3 separate regions of the Mus musculus genome follow, and all the other regions are linked to region 2. A link is a contact called in ENCODE Hi-C or POLR2A ChIA-PET data. All regions are on one chromosome and are shown on one strand. Each heading gives the region's core, a stretch centred on a gene start or an enhancer-like site at or near the end of the contact. The rest is flanking DNA. Distances are from core to core; before and after follow the strand shown.

Evidence for each region. Hi-C counts contacts between places; a loop is a spot of excess contacts on that map. ChIA-PET counts read pairs that join two places held with the same protein, here RNA polymerase II (POLR2A).
Region 1: POLR2A ChIA-PET joins it to region 2 with 10 read pairs in Patski. The contact joins the enhancer-like site here to the promoter of Tmem120a in region 2. A Hi-C loop is called at or near these places in 1 of 37 maps with a recorded cell type or tissue (adrenal gland). POLR2A ChIA-PET finds 5 or more read pairs at or near these places in 2 of 5 experiments (Patski and embryonic stem cell).
Region 3: a map of heart shows a loop between it and region 2 (6-fold over the local background). The contact joins the promoter of Styxl1 here to the promoter of Tmem120a in region 2. A Hi-C loop is called at or near these places in 2 of 37 maps with a recorded cell type or tissue (both heart). POLR2A ChIA-PET finds 5 or more read pairs at or near these places in 4 of 5 experiments (Patski and embryonic stem cell).

Annotation. Positions count from the first base shown.
Region 1 is chr5:135,701,019-135,704,402 of GRCm38, reverse strand. The region is part of intron 1 of Por (P450 (cytochrome) oxidoreductase); the gene reads right to left. Among named protein-coding and RNA genes, the nearest start is that of Por, 14 kb to the right of the region's middle. Within about 2 kb of position 2,027, at least 1 of the 3 ENCODE cell types and tissues checked has a DNase peak (open chromatin) inside an H3K27ac peak, as active enhancers do.
Region 2 is chr5:135,742,294-135,746,043 of GRCm38, reverse strand. It overlaps Tmem120a (transmembrane protein 120A), which reads left to right and starts at 1,872. Exons shown (of 12, transcript NM_172541.2): 1 at 1,872-1,996; 2 at 3,645-3,750. The coding sequence starts at 1,916.
Region 3 is chr5:135,776,865-135,780,355 of GRCm38, reverse strand. Styxl1 (serine/threonine/tyrosine interacting-like 1) reads left to right here and starts at 1,971. Exons shown (of 9, transcript NM_029659.4): 1 at 1,971-2,105. It overlaps Mdh2 (malate dehydrogenase 2, NAD (mitochondrial)), which reads right to left and starts at 1,707. Exons shown (of 9, transcript NM_008617.2): 1 at 1,555-1,707. The coding sequence starts at 1,620. Gm30205 (a long non-coding RNA gene) reads right to left here. Exons shown (of 5, transcript XR_003955810.1): 5 at 2,372-2,434.

The sequences.
Region 1 (3,384 bases), core at 778-3,277, 42 kb after region 2:
ACAGTACCACCCAGACACACATACAAATATACATATACAGACACATTTTTGTACACGTTGTGCACACATACACAGAAACACAGTGAGACACACAAATACATACAAACGCACATGTATGTATATAAGCATACGACACTCAGACCAACACTCTGAATCAAAGGAAGTGAGGGTTTTTTTGTTGTTGTTTTATGTGAATACACCCTTCAGACACACCAGAAGAGGGCATCGGACGGTTGTGAGCCACCATGTGGTTGCTGGGAATTGAACTCAGGAAGTGTGGAAGAGCAGTCAGTGCTCCTAACCACTGAGCCAGCCCTCCAGCCACCAAAGGGATTATCTTTAAGGCTTCTGACTTACTATCAAATTAGCTTTGAGAAAGCAGTTGCTTCCCAGCAGCTCGTCATTGTCAAGGCACACTGCGACTGCGCAGAGAGGCCTGGAGCTGGGAGGGCACACTTTAGCTGTGGACCACAGAGAACAGTCCAAAGAGGCCAGGACACCTGTGTCCCAGAAGAACAAACCAAGCCAGAGTGGACGTCTGCCTTTCTTGGGGGGCACTCCCTGCCCCCCAAAACACAGGCCAGATACCAAGGCCCAGCTCCTGACTGGGTGAGTCTAAAATAAGCCCCAGATGTCATGCCAGATTTCTTGACCAAAGGAATACAAGATGGCAGGTGACCAAGTGGTAGGATGGCAGGTACGAAGGCAAGATGGAAACCCCAGTAAATAGCTCAGTGTGGTGACTCAGGCCTGTAATCCACGTACTCGGGAGGTTGAGGCAGGAGGAGCCGGCATGGGTTAAAGGCCAGCCTGGTCTACACCGAGAAGCAGCTGGTCACAATAATCAGAATCACACTGAATACGGGCTAGTGTTCAGCTCACTTGCTCCATCTTAAAGTCGCAGTTAAAAACACATATTTATTTTATTTTGAGTTATGTGTATATGTGTGTGATTATTGTGCACATGAGTTTGGATGTTCGAGACCAGGAGAGGCTATGAGGTCACTTGGAGCTCAAGTCACAGGCTGCTGTGAGCTGCATGATCTGGGTGCTAGAAACTGAACCCAGGTCCTCTGTAAGAGCAGTAAACACCCTTAACCTCCGAACCATCTTTCCAACCCGCTTTCTCCATTTTATACAGTTCATGATGGGCCAGGCTCACCCACAGTCAAGATGGATCTTCCCACATTGATGACATAATCATGATAAGCCCCGCAGTCACATCCACAGCCCAACCCCCAGGCATTCTGGTTTGACAGTTAAGATCAACCATCACAGCTGCAGTCTAGAGCGGAAGGGGGCGCCGTTCCACCAAGGCACCTTCCTGCATCAGCAAGGCCTGGCCTGCATTCAAAGCCTACTTTCTCAAAGACTTCTCTCGCGAGCACGGCCGTGCCCACTCACTCACACACCACCTATGGCTGCCTTTTTGCTAAATAAAACAGCAGTTGCTCAGCTGTCAGATCTTACAGCTCACAAGCTTCAAGAATGTACTATCTGGCCCCTCACAAAGGAAGTCTGCCAGTGTGTCTGACTTAATGAATCACTCTGTACCAATGCTACTTCCGGCTCTTGATCATTTTGGTGTGGTTATGTAAGACGTGAGCATCGGGAAAGCTCGGTGAGAATAGAAAGAAACGCTGTGATATTTCGCAATTGCTGTAAGGGTAAGACTGACTAAGATTAAAGAGTCAGGGCTGAGGAAATGACTCGGTCAGCAGACTGCTTGCACTGAAAGCCTGGAGACCTGCGTCCCATCCCCAGGACCCACGTCACGAGGGTTCAGCCTGTGCATCCCACTTTAAAGTAGTTATTCCTAAAAATATGTATTTCGTGTTCAATAGTGTATATGTGTATGTGCTTACGTGCGTGTGAGTTCGGATGTTCAAGGCCAAAAGAGGTTGTCAGCTCACTTGAAGAAGGCTGGAGGATGCCTAGAGCTCATTGGTCAGCCAGTCTAAGTGCCAGGTCAATGAGAGACCATGTGCCAAAAAAAGCAACATGGAAAGCCAGAGATATGGCGAGGTGGCTAAGAGAACCTGCTGCCCTTGAAGATGACCCAGGTTCCATTCCTAGATCTCCAGGTCCAGGGCTCTGATCCAACAGGCACTGCACACAGTGATATACAGACAAATATGCAAGCAAATACTACACGAGACAGAAGACAGACAGCTCCTGAGGGACAGTTACTAAGGCTTCCTCTGACCTGTACATGTGCACATACATATTCATTCACACGTGCTCACTCACAAACACACACAATACCTGTGCACAAACATTCACGTACACACATATACAAACACACATGCACACTTGAGCATGCACACTCACACACAAACACATACAAATGCAGAATTAAGGGGCAAGTATGGTGATAAACACACCTCAAATCTCAGCACTTGGGAGGCAGAGGCAGGAGGATGGCTGAGAGTTCAAGACCAGCTTGCTTTACGCAGTTCAAGTTTCGCCTGGACCACTAACACCCAGTTTCAAAACAGAAAAGCAAGAAGCTGAGAGTGAACTCAGTGGTGGAGCACTTGCCTGGAGTCACCCAGTGAGGAGCTGGAGAAGTGGCTCGAAGGTATAGTGCTTGCCTGGCATGCATGAGTCCCTAGGTTCAAACCCTAGTACTGCAAATAAGCAGACAAACAGCAGTCAGAACTGCAGAAGAAAGATCCACCTAGAGCAAAGACGCACTGTGTCACTGCCAGCTCACTACACCAAGGTCCATGTATACCTACTGTGCATCAACTGCCATACTAAGTACACAATACAAGTCCTTTCTCTTGTATGACAACCCTGCTTAGAGAAATATTATCTTTCATTTTGCAGACCAACACTTTGCCAAGCAAATTACCCATGGTCCCCTAGCCAGCAACTTCCAGGGTGAGACACAAGGACCCTGTGGGACTCTGATACTTCTGCTGCCATCCTAGCTGTCATTGGCTGCGGAAGACAAGGTGACTGGCTGGCTGGCTCATGATGGTGCTAGGGGTTCCAGGGCTGACAATCCTTCAGACTATGTCATCAACAACAGCTGCACTTCTCCTGTGACTAGGAGAGAAACAGGGACTCGGGAGCCTCTCTTCTACCCCAAAACGGCTTCTAGCCATCTCTTCTACAAGTCAGAATTTGTGAGACTTACCAAAACCAGAGTCCAGAATTTTTTATCAAGGCGTCAGGCCAAAGACTGTCACTGCACTGAGGGCTCTGACTGTACTGTTCTGAGGCCCACCTCACCCCAGTGTCTGTCTGCATTTCAGGTTAACATCAGAGCATAGCTAAGCATTAAAGCTGCCATGGCTGGGGATGCACAGGGGTGGGGGTGGGGTGTGCACGCCTGTCATTTCAGCTCTGCCAGGGTAGAAGCAGAAAGATCAGTGG
Region 2 (3,750 bases), core at 623-3,122:
ATCCCAGGGTGCAGGTCCTCCCACCCAGCCTTAGGGATGCTCCAAACTTCAGAGGCCCTAAAACGGGGGTCTTTGCCACATTCCCAGAGCCAGAGCTCTGCCCACCCACCGCCTCTGAGTCCCTGTGTACAGACTCTGTCCCCAGCTCACTGTGAAGGAGATGCTCTGGCACTCCCACCACACACTCCCAGGTTTAGTTTTTCTTTTCTTTTCCTTTTCTCTTGAGACAGAGTCTTGTAGCTGAGGATGACCTTGAACTTCTGAATCTCCTGTCTCTTTCTTCCAATTGCTAGGAATACAGGCCTGTACAACCACACCAAGCTTGTGGTACTAGGAAGCAAACCCAAGCCTTCCTGCAAGTAGGCATTCGCCAACTAAGCCACATCCCCAAACCCCCCAAATTCCACAAAATCTTCCATGTTTTTGTTACACCATATTTAAAATTATGCACTGTGCCTTGCTTGCATGCACTTCTTTTTTTGCCTGCATATATGTCTATGCACCACATATGTGGGCCTGGTACCAGTGAAGGCCAGAGATGGGTATTGGATCGCCAGGGACTGGAGTGACAGATGGTTGTGAACTACTATGTAGACCTAGGCATTGAAGCCAGGTCCTCTGTAAGAGCAGCCAGTGCTCGTAAGCCGAGCTTCTCTCCAGCTTTATTCTAGATGTCTAGGCGTGCCATGGTACCTGTGTGGACGTCAGAGAACACGTTGCTGAAACCGATTCTCTATTTTCACAACGTGGGTCCTGGGATCAAACTGAAGTCACCAGACTTGGCCACAGGCACTCTTACCTGCTGCGCCCCCTCATGGGCCACAAGTCCCAAAAGCTCTTCCTCAGACTCAGAACAAGTCCGGGTGGAGGCGCTTACAAGGGGACTGATGAAGAATGTAGGGTGTGATGTGGGTGGTAGGTAGAGTGAGTGCGTGTCCTTGGCGAGGGTGACCAGGAACTTCTGATTCTTCCGTCTGCACCTTCCAAATGTTTGCATCACTGGCATGCGCCTCTGCATCTGATCCCCCCCGGCCCACCCCCCACCCCACCCCCATCCCCCCGCCAGGGTTTCTATGTGTAGCCTTGGCTGTCCTGGAACTCACTCTGTAGACCAGGCTGGCCTCGAACTCAGAGATCCACCTGCCTATGCCTTCCAAGTACTGGGATTAAAGGCGTGCGCTGCCTTTAACTACTGCCCCGCACTGCATCTGATGTTTTGTGTGGTGCTTGGGTGAATTGCCCTCTGAGCTTCCAGCATGCTGGGCAAGTTCTGTACCGAGTCTGTAACTTGAACCGCACTGGTAAGGCTTCGGAAGTGACACGGTAGGAAGTTTAGGAGAGGCAGCCTAAAAGTTAAGGACGGAGGAGAGCTTGGAGGACTCAGGGCCAGGAAAGGAGTATCTGTAAAAGCTGAGAGACGAAGGCTGTCCCTAGAGAGGCGCAGCTTCTCAAGGACAAAAGTGTATGAAGAGTATGAGGTGGCTCACGCTTCTAATCTCTGCACGCGGCGAGTCAGAGGCAGGGGTATTTCTTGGTTCCAGACCAGGCTGAGCTACATAGTGAGACACTATCTAAAAATTTCAAAGTGTTAGAAGCACGTGTCTCCTTGGTTTGTGAGTGGTCCGAGGAAGCAGACTTCTCGGGTAAAAATGCTGGCCGCCCAGCTCTGGTCTCAATTCGAGGAGACGCCCTGCGGGCCCATGTCCCCGCCCAGCTCTCGTCCCTGGCTCTGATTGGCTGCTCCTAGGGGCGGGGCTCACGCGCAGATTACGCCGGGCCTTTTCCCGTTGGCAGTCACGGCGGCGCGAGCCCGGAAGCGGACGGGGGCGGTGGCGGAGGCTTCTCCGGCCGGCCGGGGTTGCAGCTCCGTCCTCCCCACTCGCGGCTCTCCGCGGCCAGTGGCGTGGACAAAGACATGCAGTCCCCGCCCCCGGACCCGCTGGGCGACTGCCTGCGCAACTGGGAGGATCTGCAGCAGGACTTCCAAGGTATCCAGGTGAGCGTCCCTGCGGCCATCCAAGCCCCGAGCCACGTCTCTGTCTCGGGGACAAGGGTCAGGCAGTACTAGGTCACACATAAGGCAGCTCGGAGGGGTCAGGGGTCGAGACTCTCCCCTACTTTTCTTCTTAAATGTCTGATGGGAGCCCGGATTGCCCGCGCGTCCCCGGCGTGCCTGGGCGGGATCCCTCTGTGCCGGGATATCTCGACTTTGTGCAAAGGCCTTGAAAACTGATCAGGACTCTTCTGTTGCCCCTCCCCCTGCACTGCTACCCGATCTGGGACCCAGTCCCCTTCCTAAAGAGCAGTCACCCGAGGCAGAACCCAACGGGGCCCAGCCTTTTGGGTCAATTACCCTGCAAACTTGCAGCCGGACAACGCCTTCCCCGCCCTTGGCTAACTCTGCTGAACGCCGCAGGGAAGCAAGTTTAGGTAAAATTCGGGCCTGGTTGGGGAAATCTCAGCCATCTGAGACGGAGGGACAGCGCCCACCTAGGGACAAGAAGAGGCCCAGTACATGTGGCTCTTTCTTGTAGGGAGAGGTGGGCGGGGCAGACTGTACCAGGACCTCCTGGATTGGTAGAGCGACCACTGGAAAACCTCCCATCCCAGGATGGTGTTGTTTGTGGCCACTCTGTCTCCATACCAGAGAGAAGGAAACCAATGCTTCCTGGAAGGCTGTCACTGGGCAGAGGTGGCACATGCTAGAGTTTGAGGAGGATGCGGCAGCTTATTTTGGCATGAGAAACAGACCTAAATAGTGGAGCCTGGCCAATAGGAGACTAGGTTAGACCTTTGCCTCTATTGGACTGTTGCCTAGCCTCATGTGTCCAGGTTTCCCCAGAACGCTGGCACTAGAACTCTCCCTAGAGACCTACACAGCTCCATGTCTCCCAGTTTTGCCATCACCACGATGACCTCAGCCCCTGCCTTGATTTCCCCACACTGCCCCTTGCCCTTCGTTTAGGCTGCAACTTGCAAGGCTCACCCACCAGGGCAAAGTACTTGGGGAAGCTTTGGACCAAAGGTGCTTGCAGGAGGGGAGTGGATGGGAGGGACTGGCCTTAGGGCGGGAAGCCTGACGACCTTTAACCTGAGATGAAACGTCAGGAATGCCAGGGTAGAAGGCAGCATGGCTATCCCTGATTTCCATTCTTTCAGGCTGGGTAGGTAGGAGGATCTGAGAAAGGAAGGGGTGAGTTTAGGCAGCCCCTTTGAGAGCAGCAGTTCTCAGCCTGTGGGTCACCACCCCTTCAGGGAGATTGGATTACCTTTTCACAGGGATCACCTAAATAGCAGAATTACAGATAGGAAATAGCAATGAAAACAATTTTGTGGTTGGGTGGGTCAGCACAGCATGAGGACTGTATTAAAGGGTTGCAGTGTTAGGAAGGTCGAGAACCACTGGGCTAGAGTCCACTTAGAATTCAGACGCCCACCCGAGCTGGGGACAACTGACCTGTTGTTGAGGACATGTACCACGGAGGGTCTGAGATTACAGGAAGAAGCCTAGCTCCTGGCTTGCTTCAGGAGTGGAGCAGTCTCTGGGAGGTCCCTGGGCAAGCACAGAAAGTTCGACCTCTGAGAGAGCCAGTTCCCTGCCGGGGCAGCTCCCCAGTGAAGCCACCGCCTTCTCCTCATGCTAGGAAACACATCGCCTGTATCGCCTCAAGCTAGAGGAGCTGACCAAACTCCAGGCCAACTGTACAAACTCCATCACACGGCAGAAGAAGCGGCTCCAGGAGCTGGCCT
Region 3 (3,491 bases), core at 722-3,221, 34 kb before region 2:
TCACCGGGGCGGGTTTCAAACTTTTAATCTTCCTGTCTGGAACTCCTGAGTGGCTGGGGTTACAAGCATGCATCACCACACCCAGGGTGTAATATGTTAGCTGGATTATTTTTTGGTGTGTGTGTTTATGTGCAGGTACCCACGGAGGGCAGAAGAAGGCTTCAGACCCTCTGGTGGTTGGAGTCACCTGCCTTGGGTCCTGGGAACCAAACTCTAGTCTCTGCAAAATCAGCAAGCACTTTTAACTGTGAGCACCTCTCCAGCCCCTTGCATCTTTATTTTTCAATGAATGGACTGAATGGGAAACAGGAAGACCTGACCTAGATGGTAAGAAATGTAGACTTCCCTGGAATGATCAGTTCTCCTCCGGAGCATGGTAATTGTTTCTCAAGCCTTGGTTGTATCAATTTTGCTAGAGATTTGTAAAAAATACTGACCCTGCCCTCTTGACACGATCCTGGGTCTCCTTTACTGATTCCGACATGCACTAGTTAAAGAGGCCCTGGCCCAGGAGAAGATTGACTATAAATAGCTTAGCTGTAACTGTCCTAGGCCAAGTCTACCCAAAGCAAGGATGATCCTCCAAGAATAATTCAAAAGAGATCCAGTGGAGGAGATGGTTCAGTGGGTAAGTGCATAAGGACCTGAGTTCAAAGCCCGGTTCCCCTGCCTGGCAGGTTCATCAAAGGCCTTCTCACTCTCATAAATAAATAAATAAATAAATAAATAAAGTCTACAACAGGGGTTCTTAAGCTTCCTAATGCTGCAACCCTTTAATACAGTTCCTCATGTTGAGGTGAACCCTTCAACCATAAAATTACTTTTAAAAATAAAATTGCTACTTCGTAACTGAAATTCTGTTACGGTTATGAGTCGTAATGTAAACATTTGCTACGGGACCCCTGTGAAAGGGTCATTCGATCCCAAGGTTGAGAACCGCTCGCTGGTCTAGTGTGTGATGGCCAAGACACCGATGTCCTTCTCTGGCCTCTGTACAATCATGTGCACATGACACCACACACACTCTGAAAAACGATGCTTGATGCACATCTTTAATGCCGGTACTGAGGCAGAGACTGGACTCCGTGAGTTCGAGGCCAGCCTGGTCCACATAAACGGACATAAAGCAAGCAATCCCTGGGCGGGAAGGCCACTGACTGTGCTAATTTCAATCGAATCTCCCAAACTACTGTGACCCTGATCCGTTCTCCACCCTCGGAGCCCCCGGCACTACGAAGTTAACGTCCGCGTTATTTCTCTCCTGGTGCCTCACATCCATGGAGGCTTCAAGGAGAAAATCAGTTAAGTCGAAGCAATGCAAAGTTGCATATAATGCAACTCGCATCCGGACCGCGAGCCTCGGCTTCTGCACCTACGTGGAGCGCAGACTATGGAGGAAACCTGGACTGACTCTGTCCCCCTTCCATGTTGGTCGGGATGTGAGCCGGGCGGCCCAGACGTCCAGAGTGAGCCTTGGATGGTTAAGAAACGCCGAGCTCCGGGGACGCGTGTGCCGCCCCCGGAGTTCCTTCCTAGGCAGGCAGCCCCTTGTACCTGGGCCGAAGTGCTGAAGCTGCGGCGGAGAGCGGCGCCGGCAGGACGGGCGAGAGCGGACAGCATGGCTAGGGCGGGCGGGACACGGAGCTACTGGCAGGAGCTACAAGAAGACGAGTGACTCCAACGACCTCCACTCTGCGCAGTGGCCGCCCGGTCCAGAGCCACCTGATCTCGCGAGAGAAGCGCAAGAAGCTTGAGCCAAATCTCGCGAGACAGGCTCGGCCGTGTGGTTCCTTGTCTAGCACGCCCTAGACCCGGCGAGCGAGGCCTGACGTCACGATTCTCTCCGGCTCCAAAGAAGTCATCTCTGGGCTCCGGCCACTTCCGAGATCTCGCGAGAGAGGCCCGGCTTCACTTTATCAGGCCGTTCCTTCCCCCGCCTCCTACCCCGCCCCTTGCCCCGCCCCTCCCCACCGTTAGCTTTGCCCACTTCCGGGACCTAGCGCTAGGACAGACGGTCACCAGGATTAGGCGGAATCTTGGGACCGCCCCTAGCAACCCGGTACTAGAAGGACTCTTGGAGCGCTCGCCCGGAGGACAGGCTCTAGGTTAGAAGTACCCGTTATCCCAGGTGGGGCTCCGGTCGGACGTCCTGCCGGGGAGCCTGACAGAAGTCGCGCAGCAGGTCAGGCGGCCCCGGAGCTCCTGACCTCAGCCAGGCCCAACTTTCCTGCCCCCTGGAAGAGGCCGGCTGGGGTCCCGGGGCGTCCCGGGGCGGGGTGGGCAGCATCTCCCCACCTGTTTCCTCCAGAGCCGCCCTTCCGACAAGTTACACAGAGCCTTGTTGAGGTTCCAGGCTTCTCACACAACCCGCTCGGAGGAGCGAGTACTCGCGTTGTCATGGCACCAGGCGATGTGCAGGACCGCGATCCTAGGTCTGGGACGGAGGAAGAAACGTTTGGTGACCGTGCCTCAGGCTTTGGGCTTGTCTCTACCCCTCAAACTCTCCAGCAGTGCAGGGAGCACGGTTCTGCAACTCTTCTTCTTGCTTTTCCTGCTCCCCCCTTCTTTTCCTTCCTTTCTTACTAAAATCCGCACAACACACGATTAAAAAAATAATAACTATTCTAAAGTTCAGGATCAGAGCTGGAGGGATGACTCTGGTTAAGAGCACTTGCTGCTCTTGCAGAGCTTCGATCCTGAGACGCTAGCAGGTGGCCCACAACCCCCTGAAACTCTAGCTTCAGGCATAGCCATTGCCGCAGGCATTCGTGTGCAGGTACCCACGGAGACACAGAAATAAACATTTAAAATGATAAAAATGTAAAAGTAAGGACCCATACACATACAGACGTGCACATATATGCACCTACATACATTCGAACGCATGCTACACACATAAAAAATATTCCGGAGGCTGCAGCAGAAGGATTGATGTGAGTTTGAGGCCAACATGAAACTCTGTTAAAAAAAAAACCAAAAAACAAAATAACAACCATGCAAACAAAAAGTTGGGGAGGGGGTTAGAGAAGGAACTGGAAGGGAGGGAACTGGTTGGATTTGTTCAAAAACACTTGGCATGAATGTGAAGTTCTCCAGCAATAAAGTATAAGTTCAGTGTCCTAGCTGTCCTTGAGCAGGCCTGTATTCCCAGGGACCTGGAGGCTGAAGCAGGATGGTAGCAAGTTCAGTGACTCAGTCTGGTTGGGGACAGTGACAGAGAAAGCAAGGCTGCTGGTGGTAACAAACGAGAACCAAAGAGCATAGCCACACACGAGAGCTGGCGATGGCTGGCCGACTCTCTTCCCTGGCCTCTACCTCTTTGCTGGATGGATAAAGTGTACTACCAGCCCCGTCTGGAATCGGATATGCCTCCCCCGGTTCTTGCCTGGCCTTTGGGGAGCAGAATCTAGTGGGCATCTGAGCAACATTTGGAGAAGTGATATGCGAACCTGGGGAAATGGGCTTGGAACGGAGGTCATGTTAAAAGAACC